2 separate regions of the Mus musculus genome follow, and region 2 is linked to region 1. The links are chromatin contacts, found by Hi-C in ENCODE. All regions are on one chromosome and are shown on one strand. The core of a region is the stretch at or near the end of the contact, and the rest is flanking DNA. Distances in the headings are between cores, read along the strand shown.

Region 1 (5,175 bases), core at 1,476-3,975:
CTACTTCAGTAAGTAATTCCTCATTTATACTCTTATAAGTCAGCCCAATAGATGTTGTTGGTTCTCCAACTTGACCTTCAGTGAAATCATTACTTATTATTGATTTTATGGCACAGGGTCTTACTCTAGCTTAGTCTAGGCCAGTAACTCTCTGTAGCCCAGGTTGGCCTCAACATCATGGCTCTCTCCTGCCTTAGCCTCCTTACTGTTGGGGCTCTAAGCATGAGTTCCCATGCTTGCCTAGTGTTCCCAGGTTAGGTATAAAAGACCTCAGTCAGATAGAAGGTTCAAAAGGGAAGGCAGTGACATTATTGTAGAAAGAGGGTGCTTAATATAAAAGGAGCCAGGAGGAGAGAGACATTATCACCGGTGATGATAACCCCAACAAGTGGGCATGGCTTGGGGTAAACAACTCTCCTGGTTTTCCCCAACACTATCAGTTTGAACCAGAAAGTTGTGTGCGTCCCAGAAACAGCTTTAGTCCAGGCAGACCTAGATTGGCCATCCCAGGATGAAATCCCAATTATTGGACTGAAGGGCTCTTTCTGCTTTCTTCTTTGGATTAAAGGGGGAAGGACAGGATTAATGAAATATCTGGGCTCCAGAGTCAGACAGAGCTTTGCTTCTCAGCTGCGTGGCCCTTTCAGCTAGTTAACTTTTGTGGTTGAAGTTCCTGTATTTTGGGAAAAAAAAAAACAAACCAAGTCACATAGAAGCATGTCTCTCAATGAGTGCTCACCATGTCCGTGTGTGCGTGCTCCTGTGTATGCACGTAGATGGAGGCCAGAGTCAGCCTATCCTGCTCTCCACCTTAGTTTTAAAAAAGATTTAGACATTTTTATTTTGTTTATGAGTGTTTTGTCTGCATGTGTGTTGTTTGTATGTATGTGTGTGCATGTATGTATGTGTGTATGTGTGTATGTATGTATGTGTTGTATGTGTGTATATGTGTGTGTGTCTGTGTATGTGTGTGTATATGTGTATGTATGTGTGTATATGTGTATGTATGTGTGTATGTGTGTATATGTGTGTATGTGTGTGTGTGTGTGTGTGGGTGTACCATGTGTATGCAGAGCTTGTGGAGATCAGAAGAGAGGACCAGCTCCCAGCTCCCCTGGAACTGGATTACAGATGGTCATGAAGCACCTTAGCACCTGGGAACTGAATCCAGACCCTCTGTAAGAATCACAAGGGCTCTTAGCCACTGAGCCACCTCTCCAGCCCCACACCTCACCTTTGACAACTTCAACCATGTAAAAAAATGCATTTGATTTTATACACTCTTACTTACTCCGTCCCTCACTCCCAGGAATCTCCATCACCGTCTTGACTTGATATTTTGTGTGGGTAACCATAGGCACAATGAGTTCATGGTCTATCTCATTTCTTGTCACAGGATGTCTTAGTTAGGGTTTTATTGCTGTGAGGGAACATCATCACCGAAAAGGAAGTTGGGGAGGAAATGGCCTATTTGGCTTCCTCAGTTGAGGAAGTGTCTCCATGAGATCTGGCTGTAGAGCTTTTCTTAATTAGTGATCAATGGGGGAGGGCCCAGCCCATTATGGGTGGTGCCATCCCTAAGCGTGTAGTCCTGGGTTCTATAAGAAAGCAGGCTGCGTGTTGTCAATTCCTTTAGGCTCTGCCCAACAGTTACCTAGCAACAGCTTGCGTTTCTCCCTGCCAGGTTTGAAGACCACTGTTAACCATAATCTCTCTCTCTCATATCCCTGACTGGACCCTACCTCTGTTTCTCTCTTCTCTTTCTGTCCTTCTCTGTCCCCCTCCTTTCTCTGCCTCTACTCCTTTTCCAGGTTCCCTTCCCTTCCCTCGATAAACTTCCTTTTGTTCTAGGCCTGTCGTATGGTGGTGAGTCCTCAGAGGAATGGGCCTGCTGAGGTTCTCCTGCCGCCACATTATACTGCCGTTTTATAAAACATAACACTGAGCAAGTCAGGGGAAGCAAGCCAGTAAGCAGCGCCCTCCATGGCCTCTGCATCAGCTCCTGCCTCGGGGGTTTTAGACCTGCTTGAGTTCCTGTCCTGATGGCCTCCAAGGATGGATGCTGATCTTGAAGTGTAAGCCAACTTGTAGCTCACTGATTGGCTAAACTGCCTGGCAGTGAGTGCAGTGGGCTGTCTCTTCCTCCTTAGGGATGGGATCACAGGGGCTCTCTGACAGGCCTACCCTTCTTAAAGTGGGTGATGGAGATCCGAACTCAGGTCGAACCTGGCATATGGAGCAAGCACTTATATGGACTGAGCTATTTCCCTAGCTACTGTAGGCTGAGTTTTTAAAGGGTCTGTGCACGCACGCAGGCGTTTGTAATTGATTGCGGATTAGCGCATTCTAGACAAACATATTCCCTTATCATCCTTTCCTTGTCCTGGAACTCACTCTGTAGACCAGGCTGGCCTCGAACTCAGAAATTCGCCTGCCTCTGCCTCCCAAGTGCTGGGATTAAAGGCGTGCGCCACCAGGCCCGGTCACCCTTTCCTTCTTTTCCGCATTTTTTTGCTCTTGCCTCTCTTCTGACATCCTCAGTCATCCTTGACCTGTCTGGTCCCACTGCGCCTCACTGAGCACTACCCACCACGAGGGGGCAGAAAATAACCAACAAAACAGGTGCTTCTCTAGTCTTCCTATCTTTCTCTATGGTGCCTGCTGGCCCCGCCCCGGGGGCGGAGCTACCACCACGTGACCTGGCTGCCAGGCGACCGCGCCGGCGCAGTGGCCGCGCCGCTGTCGCCAGGCGTCGTCCCCCTGCGCCGCTCCGCCCGGTGGCCGGCTGAGGCTGCGGCCCCGGGCTCTGCGGCTCCGGCTCCGGCTTCGGCTCCTTCCGCGGCGAAGCCGTGTGCCGCCGCAGCCATGTCCCGAAAGCAAGCGGCGAAGAGCCGGCCGGGCAGCGGCGGCCGCAGAGCCGAGGCGGAGCGTAAGCGGGACGAGCGGGCGGCGCGCCGGGCGCTGGCCAAGGAGCGGCGGAACCGGCCCGATCCTGGCGGCAGCGGCTGCGAAGAAGAGTTTGTGAGCTTCGCCAACCAACTGCAGGCCCTGGGGCTGAAGCTGCGGGAGGTGCCGGGGGACGGGTGAGGCGGGCCGGGAGTGCGGGAAGCGGCGCTGGGGATGCGCAGGGCCGGTCGCTGAGGGGGAAGCAAGGGTCAGGCTTGGTGGAACGCTGCGGCAGGGTCCCCCGAGGGTCCGAGCGGGTCTGAGAGGTGACCTCGAGGTGCAGCTGTCATGAAGCCGAATGGGAAAGGACCTAGGTCCCGCTCGGTGTCATGCTGGCCCTCCTGGGTGTCCTCGCCCACTTTTGCACTGGGGTATCGAGGGCGGAGAGCTAAAGGTAGCTTCCACAGAGCTTGCTTCCCACGTTTTGGGTTCCCCAAGTAAAAGGCATGAGAGTCCCGGGCCAGCTGTTTCTGGGAGCCGGATACAAGAGTAGCAGCTGGAAACAGAACGGAGGAAGGCGAGGGGAAGCAACTTAATGGAACGGGGACATGGGTCCAGGAACGTGGGGAGAGAGAAGGAAAAGAATAAAGAAACGGGGAGAGGAACGGGTTAGCAGGTCCGAGGGAGCCTGCCTGCTAGGTGTGTTGTTGCAAGAGGCACTGTTAGTGTGTTCTCCTCTAGGAATGGTCAGGTTGAGCCATGGAAGAATGGAATACAGCTAAGGAGTCTACAAAGGCAGATGTGGCAATGAGACTGGGGGATTTGCCTGGGCTATAGGGTGACAGGGTTTCAAAAAACAAAACCCAACAAAACCAAACCAATCTTTCCCTCTTGAGAAAGTCTCGCTATGTAGTCTTAGGGCTGGCCGGGAATCCCCTGTGTAGACCAGGTTGCCCTTAAACTCATAGCCATCTGCTGGGATTAAAGATGTGTGCCTCTGTCCCACTACATAAAGTATTTTCTTCATTTGATACACTACGCTGAATTTTATTGATCAAGACTCAATAAACTAACCCCATTTGTATCTCCTGCCTTCAGAGCTTCCGGCAAATTGGATAGGTATTTTGTTTAAGTTGCAATTAGAGTTAATTGTATTCAGCTACTGCTTCGAACAGTTCCTGGGTCATAGGAGGCATTCAGCACTTTGTTTTTCAGGGATTAAAAACTGTTAAGGGAGGCCACCTAGCTCCAGTAGAAGTACAAACTGCGGTAGACATCAAACCATCAAGTGAAGCTGGGCGAGGTGGTGTGGGTCTTTAATCCCAGCGCTGGGAGGCAGAGGCAGCGGATCTCTGAGTTTGAGACCAGCCAGGCTTACAAATGGAGCCAGGGTTGTGACACACAGAAACCTGCTCTTGAAAAACAAAACAAAAAGCATCAAAGTTGAATGCCGTGGCCCCAGGTGTGGGCATTCTGCAAATGGTTAGATTGTATCTGTCATACTGAGCAGGGTTTCTCTGTGTCAAAGAAATAGGCTAGGGAAATGGGAACTATGGAGAGATACAGTAGGTTCCCAGGAGGGAGGCATGTGGCAGTAGGTCACTTATAGCTTGGTTTGGGGGCCCTTTTGTATTCTGAAAAATGCTGTGGAATAAGCACACATATGCACTGTATGAGCCACAGCTCAATATTTACCATATTCATAATTTAAAGACAGGAACCCATTAGCCATCTAGCATTGAGATAGTAGCGATACACACACACACACACACACACACACACACACACACACAGAGGCAGGAGATCTTTATGTAGCTCTGGCTGTTCTGGAACTCACTACTATGTAGACCAGTTCAAACTTACAGAGATCAACTTGCCTCTGTGCTGGGATCAAGAGCACTGCGCCATCATGCCCAGTAAGATGTCAGGCTCTTGAGAACTACGGATGAGAGAGTGAGGGTGAAGAAGATAGAGGCCTTGGTTCTGAGCTTGCGGATACCCTGAAGGGGTCTCCAGGCGTTAATACCTCTGGGCTATACTTGGGGAGCAGATCTGGGGGGGGAACAGGTTGGTATGATCTTCATAAGGGACCACGGTGGTGCTATTTTGAGGAAGTGGCTGACATGCCTTGAAGTGCCAAGAAAGACCTTTCCTTCCTCAGCTAGCAGGGCCAGCGACTTCCGTGTGCAAGGTGCCTCTCACAAGAAGCCATGCTGGAGCAGTTCACAAAGGAACAAGAGGAGTTTGCCTCTGTGGGATGAGTGCCGGGTGGAAGGCCAGAGCATGCGT
Region 2 (5,175 bases), core at 1,773-4,272, 2.2 Mb before region 1:
CAGACACACGTGCAAGAGAACACCTGTACACATAAAATATTTTTTTAAAAAGAGAAAGCATTGTTAAGTAACCTTTTAAGATATAACTTGAGAGAGAGCAGAATGAAACATTTGGCTAATGCTAAGACCGTTACTTTTGACTCTCCCTTGGGGGGCCATATACCCTTGGGTATTGGGTATGTCTTAATTTTCTGCAGCTTTTATTTACACCCACATTCATGCCCTTGCCTGGCGCTCACTTTTCTCAGTGCCTCTCTTTTTTCCTATTCCTTGTCCTTAAGCCTATATTAGGTTTGGAGATTCACCTGCCCCTGCCTCCTGAGTGGTGGGATTAAAGGCGTGCGCCATCACTGCCCAACATCTTTTTTTGTTTGTTTGTTTGGTTTTTTTTTTGTTTTTGTTTTTTCGAGACAGGGTTTCTCTGTATAGCCCTGGCTGTCCTGGAACTCACTCTGTAGACCAGGCTGGCCTCGAACTCAGAAATCCACCTGCCTCTGCCTCCCGAGTGCTGGGATTAAAGGCGTGAGCCACCACGCCCGGCTCCAACATCTTAAAATGTCTTTAATACAACTTCCAACTTGACTTCATTATACTGGCCAGTCCTGAAGTTATTTTCAATGTTGAAGCCACAAATCCTGGTTTAGGTTGAGCTAAGGTACCTAAAAGATGAGGGGAACACCTAAGGATGGCTGAGGGTGACAGTACAGAGTCTCACCTTTGTCCCCTCATTGCTAAAACTGATGCTTCGAACTTGTAGCCATCCTCCTGCCTCTGCGACATCCTCCACACTGGGACTGCAAGCATGCTCTACCATATCCAACTGGGACTTCTTTTTTTTTTAACTTTTTTTTCGATTTTTATTTATTATTATACATAGGTACACTATAGCTGTCTTCAGATACCAGAAGAGGGCATCATATCTCATTACGGATGGTTGTGAGCCACCATGTGGTTGCTGGGATTTGAACTCAGAAACTCTGGAAGAGCAGTCTGTGCTCTTAACCGTTGAGTCATCTCTCCAGCCCAGGGGACTTCTTTTTAAATGACTCATTTTACTGAACTTCAGTTTGTAGGCTCTAAAATACAACTCTCACTTCAAGGAAAACTGAAACTCTTTTTTTTTTTTTTTTGGAGCCATAGGGATGACTGTGGCCCAGAAACACAGATTCACGTTACCAGAATACATGTTCCAGGTGTGGTAACAATTTCATGAAAATTTCATAATGACTATCTTAGTCAGTGATCTATTACTGTTAACAGACGCCATGGCCACAGCAACTTTTATAAGAGAGAGCACGTAATTAGGCTGGCTTACAGTTTCAGAGATTCAGTCCATTATCATCAAGGCGGGAAGCATGGCAGCACGCAGGCAGACATGGTGCTGGAGAAGTAGTTGAACATTCTCCATCTGGATCTGCAGGCAGCAGGAAGAGAAAGGCACTGGGACTGGCTTTGACTTTTGAAACCTCAAAGCTCACCCCCAATAATATACTTCCTCCAAAAGGCCACACCCACTCCAAGGCCACACCTCCTAGTTCCTCTCAAGTAGTGCCAATTCCTAATGACCAAGCATTCAAAATTATGAGCCTATGGGGGCCATTCCCATTCAGACCACCACAGTGATGAAAAAATAGTTATAAACCGAGGCATTAGCCCGGCCGTGGTGTCGCACACCTTTAATCCCAGCATTTGGGAGGCAGAGGCGGGCAGATTTCGGAGTTCGAGGCCAGCCTGGTCTACAGAGTGAGTTCCAGGACAGCCAGGACTGCACAGAGAAATCCTGTCTCGAAAAACCAAAAAACTGAGCCAGGCGTGGTGGCACACGCCTTTAATCCCAGCACTCGGGAGGCAGAGGCAGGTGGATTTCTGAGTTTGAGGCCAGCCTGGTCTACAAAATGAGTTCCAGGACAGCCTGGGCTACACAGAGAAACCCTGTCTCAAAAAAAACCAACAAAAACAAAAAACCCAAAAAATCAACAAAACAAAACAAACATCAAACCGAGGCATTTTTCAAACCGTTGGTGGAGACCTCAGGCAGGTGAGTCACCGCAAAGCCGGGAAACATCATTTATGGCCCTTACTTGCTATCTGATGACATTCTTAGCCTTTATTGGTGAAAGCTGGCATTTGTACCTTCCAAAGGATTTACCTAATAGTCACAAGGATCTTAGGTCACATACAGAGGTGGCCAATAAATGGCTATTTAGAGGGTCAAGATAACTCAAAATCAATTCGCCTCCCAATCTGCCTTATTCTAGCTTTTCACAAGTGATCAACCTCGTGGAAGGATTAGGAGGTGTGTCCTCGTTGGAAAAGCTGTGATGGGGGTTTGGTCTTTGAGTTTTCCAAAAGCCCGTATCAGGCCCGGGTCACTGTCGTCCGTGCTCCCCTTCCTCCCGCCCCATCCCTGTGTGCTGTGGCCCTTCCACCCCCACCAGGATCATGACGTACAGCTCTCAGCTGCTTCTCTGGTATCACGCCTGCCTGCATGCCGCCATGCTCTCCCGCATGCTAATCATGGACTAAGCCTCTGAAACTGTAAGCAAGCCCCCAATGAAAGGATTTCTTTTTGTAAGTGTTGCCTTGGTCATAGTGTCTCTTCACAGCAAAGACAACCAGGAACTTTGGTTCACAACTTTGATTTGTACTCCTGTTGCGCTAAGCCACTGGGGCCTTGCGCACATAGTAGGTTATAAAAAGTTGTGGAGCGAGATTCCTCCAGAAGCCTCTGAGAACCTTCTGGGATTGGCGGGGACAAGGACATTCCGTCAGAAGGGCAGGGCTGCAGGGTATCTTGCATATCAGCCACCCTGGTCTAGGGTATAGAGTTTGAACTACAACCAGGTTCGGGATTAGGCTCAGATCAGCGGCATCTCGAGCTTCTCAGGTCCCACAGCAGCAGAGAGCAATCGCTTCACGGTCTGATCTGAGGCGCCCGGCAGAGGGCACTCGGGAGCGATCGGGGGGTCCCCCGGAGCTTCCGCTCTAGACAGAACTTGGTCATAGAGTCGCATCACTTCCGGTCCTGAAGGGGCGGGGAGAAGCCGGAAGTCCCGAGGGCTCGGGCGATAGAGATGGAGGAGAGTGAGTACGAGTCTGTTCTGTGTGTCAAGCCGGAGGTCCACGTCTACCGCATCCCGCCGCGGGCCACCAACCGTGGTTACAGGTGACCGTTCCTGGCTTAATCTTCCCGTCCCCCGCCCCGGCATGCACTGCGGGGGACGAGGACCGGTTGTCGGGTTTAGGGGCGGAAAGGATGGAGCCCTGTGGCTACTTTAATCGGGGCCAGACTTAGGAGGGGTCGCTGGCCCTGAGCCGTCAGCGGGACGCCGGCAACGGTCGCAGCCAGCTCCTGGGGACCCGAGAGCGCAGTGGGTTCCCTCGGCGGGGTCTACGGGTCGTGTCACAGCGCTAACCGACAGTCGTGACGGGATCCCAGAAAACCCTGCCACCCGCGGAAATCCCCGCCGGGAGGGCACGGGAGGGAACCCGGCCATCTGGGGGACCCGTCCCACGAAGCCCAGGGACGCTGTTCCTATCTCCGGCTCTCCTGACCCCAGTTTCACCCCTGATCACAACATACTTGCAGCTGGGAGGATACCGCCGCCCTTGTCTTGAGTGAGCGTCACCTGAGGCAAATAAACTCAAATGCCTGTAAACACACGGAGTGTCTCCGGAAGGGAACCCAGGACTCTAGTCTAGGAGAGGAGACACAAAGTTGGACACCTTCCCTAACTGAAAAAGATGAAAAATACGTGGTGTGTCCTGTGCCCTGTGGTGGGGTGTTGCTACTTAGGCTGGGTGGCTCTCGAAGGCGATGGGTGTCTGAGTTGTTTGGAAACAGGTCGTCGGGTACCACAAATGTGTTGGAGGGCCAACTCCATCTGCCCTTTGCGCTATGTAACACAGGCTCATAACATTTTCTGAATGGGTATCTTAGAACACTTAACTGTGTCGGTGCGATGATTTTAAAATAATATTAAAATGACAAGAATGGAGGTCAGCAAGCTACAGCTGCCTGTGCTTGCTTTTGCGTGTCTGGGTGTGGTGCGGGTGCATGCAGAAGCCACAGGAGTTCCAGCCAGTGTCTTGCTTTTTTCATGTCCGTTGTTCCCTTGAGGTGGCCCCTAACTGAAGCTGGGGTTGGCTGTTTTCATCTAGACTAGGTGTTCAGCAAGCCCAGTGAAACTCCTTTCTCTGCCCCACCCCACACAGTGGAGGGTCTACAGGTAGCTGGAGCCAGACCTGGCTTTTAGGCGCTAGAGATCCAAACTCGGGGCCTCAAGCTTGCTCATCTGCACCGAATCATCTCCACAGCTGTCTCCCTTTCCTTTCTTGTTATCAAACCGGAGATTGGCAGTCTACCCCTATCTGTTGGGTCTTCGTTCAGTAGACTAGGGTTAGCTTCTCTTGATCCTCCGGAGGGTGGGGTCACCAAGTATCCAGCCAGGCTGGTTTGATACAGAGGAAGCTGCCCGCCCTACACTCAACCTTTCGGGCTCTCCTTAGCCTGAATCTAAAGCCCGCGGCGCCAGGAAGAGGAACAGAAACTGAGCCTGCTGCCTTGTTAGCTGAAGATGTACATTCATGTGGATCTGCCACAGCTGCCAGCTAGAGTTCTAGAGAGCTGACAGTGGCTTTGCTTAGAACTTCCCAGAAAAGCCTTCTGAAAGTACCCATGGCATTTGCTGTTCAGGGGTTTCTCTTTGCTTCTGCTGCTGCTGCTGCTGCTGACGACGACACTGTTGCCTTCTAAAGGAGCCAAAGAAGGCATTGACGAGGGTCCTCGTTCCCTCCTACCTGGAATACAGCCGAGAATATCCTTCCTAGCCGCTCTTTCCTCCCCCGGACCCTCATGCACTTTTACACTCTTTCTACCAAAGATCCTGTCCCTCTGTACTCCCTCCATGGTCTCAAGGGTCCCCCAGCCGGTTGGTCCCGCTAGCTTGGCATCACAGTGCCTTAACAGACACAATAGGCCCGGAGCTGCTTCCTCTATGGACAGGAAGCTGGGAAGGAATTCCCACTTGGGTGAAGGTCTGTGGTCTTTAGAATAGGGGCCAGCAACAGCGGCTGCGTGTGGGCGTTTTGAATGCCAGCACGCTCCAACTGCCTGCAGTTTTGAATGGCCACAGGCTAAGAATAATATTTTGGACAACTTGAAATGACTGGAGA

The links. A loop is a pair of places that touch in the nucleus more often than their neighbours do.
Region 2: a loop to region 1 is called in a map of heart, with 8 times the contacts of the local background. The contact joins the promoter of Necap2 here to the promoter of Otud3 in region 1. A Hi-C loop is called at or near these places in 3 of 37 maps with a recorded cell type or tissue (heart and v-Abl transformed pro-B cells).

Annotation. Positions count from the first base shown.
Region 1 is chr4:138,911,518-138,916,692 of GRCm38, reverse strand. Otud3 (OTU domain containing 3) reads left to right here and starts at 2,725. Exons shown (of 8, transcript NM_028453.2): 1 at 2,725-3,083. The coding sequence starts at 2,866.
Region 2 is chr4:141,076,204-141,081,378 of GRCm38, reverse strand. It overlaps Necap2 (NECAP endocytosis associated 2), which reads left to right and starts at 3,022. Exons shown (of 8, transcript NM_025383.4): 1 at 3,022-3,166. The coding sequence starts at 3,075.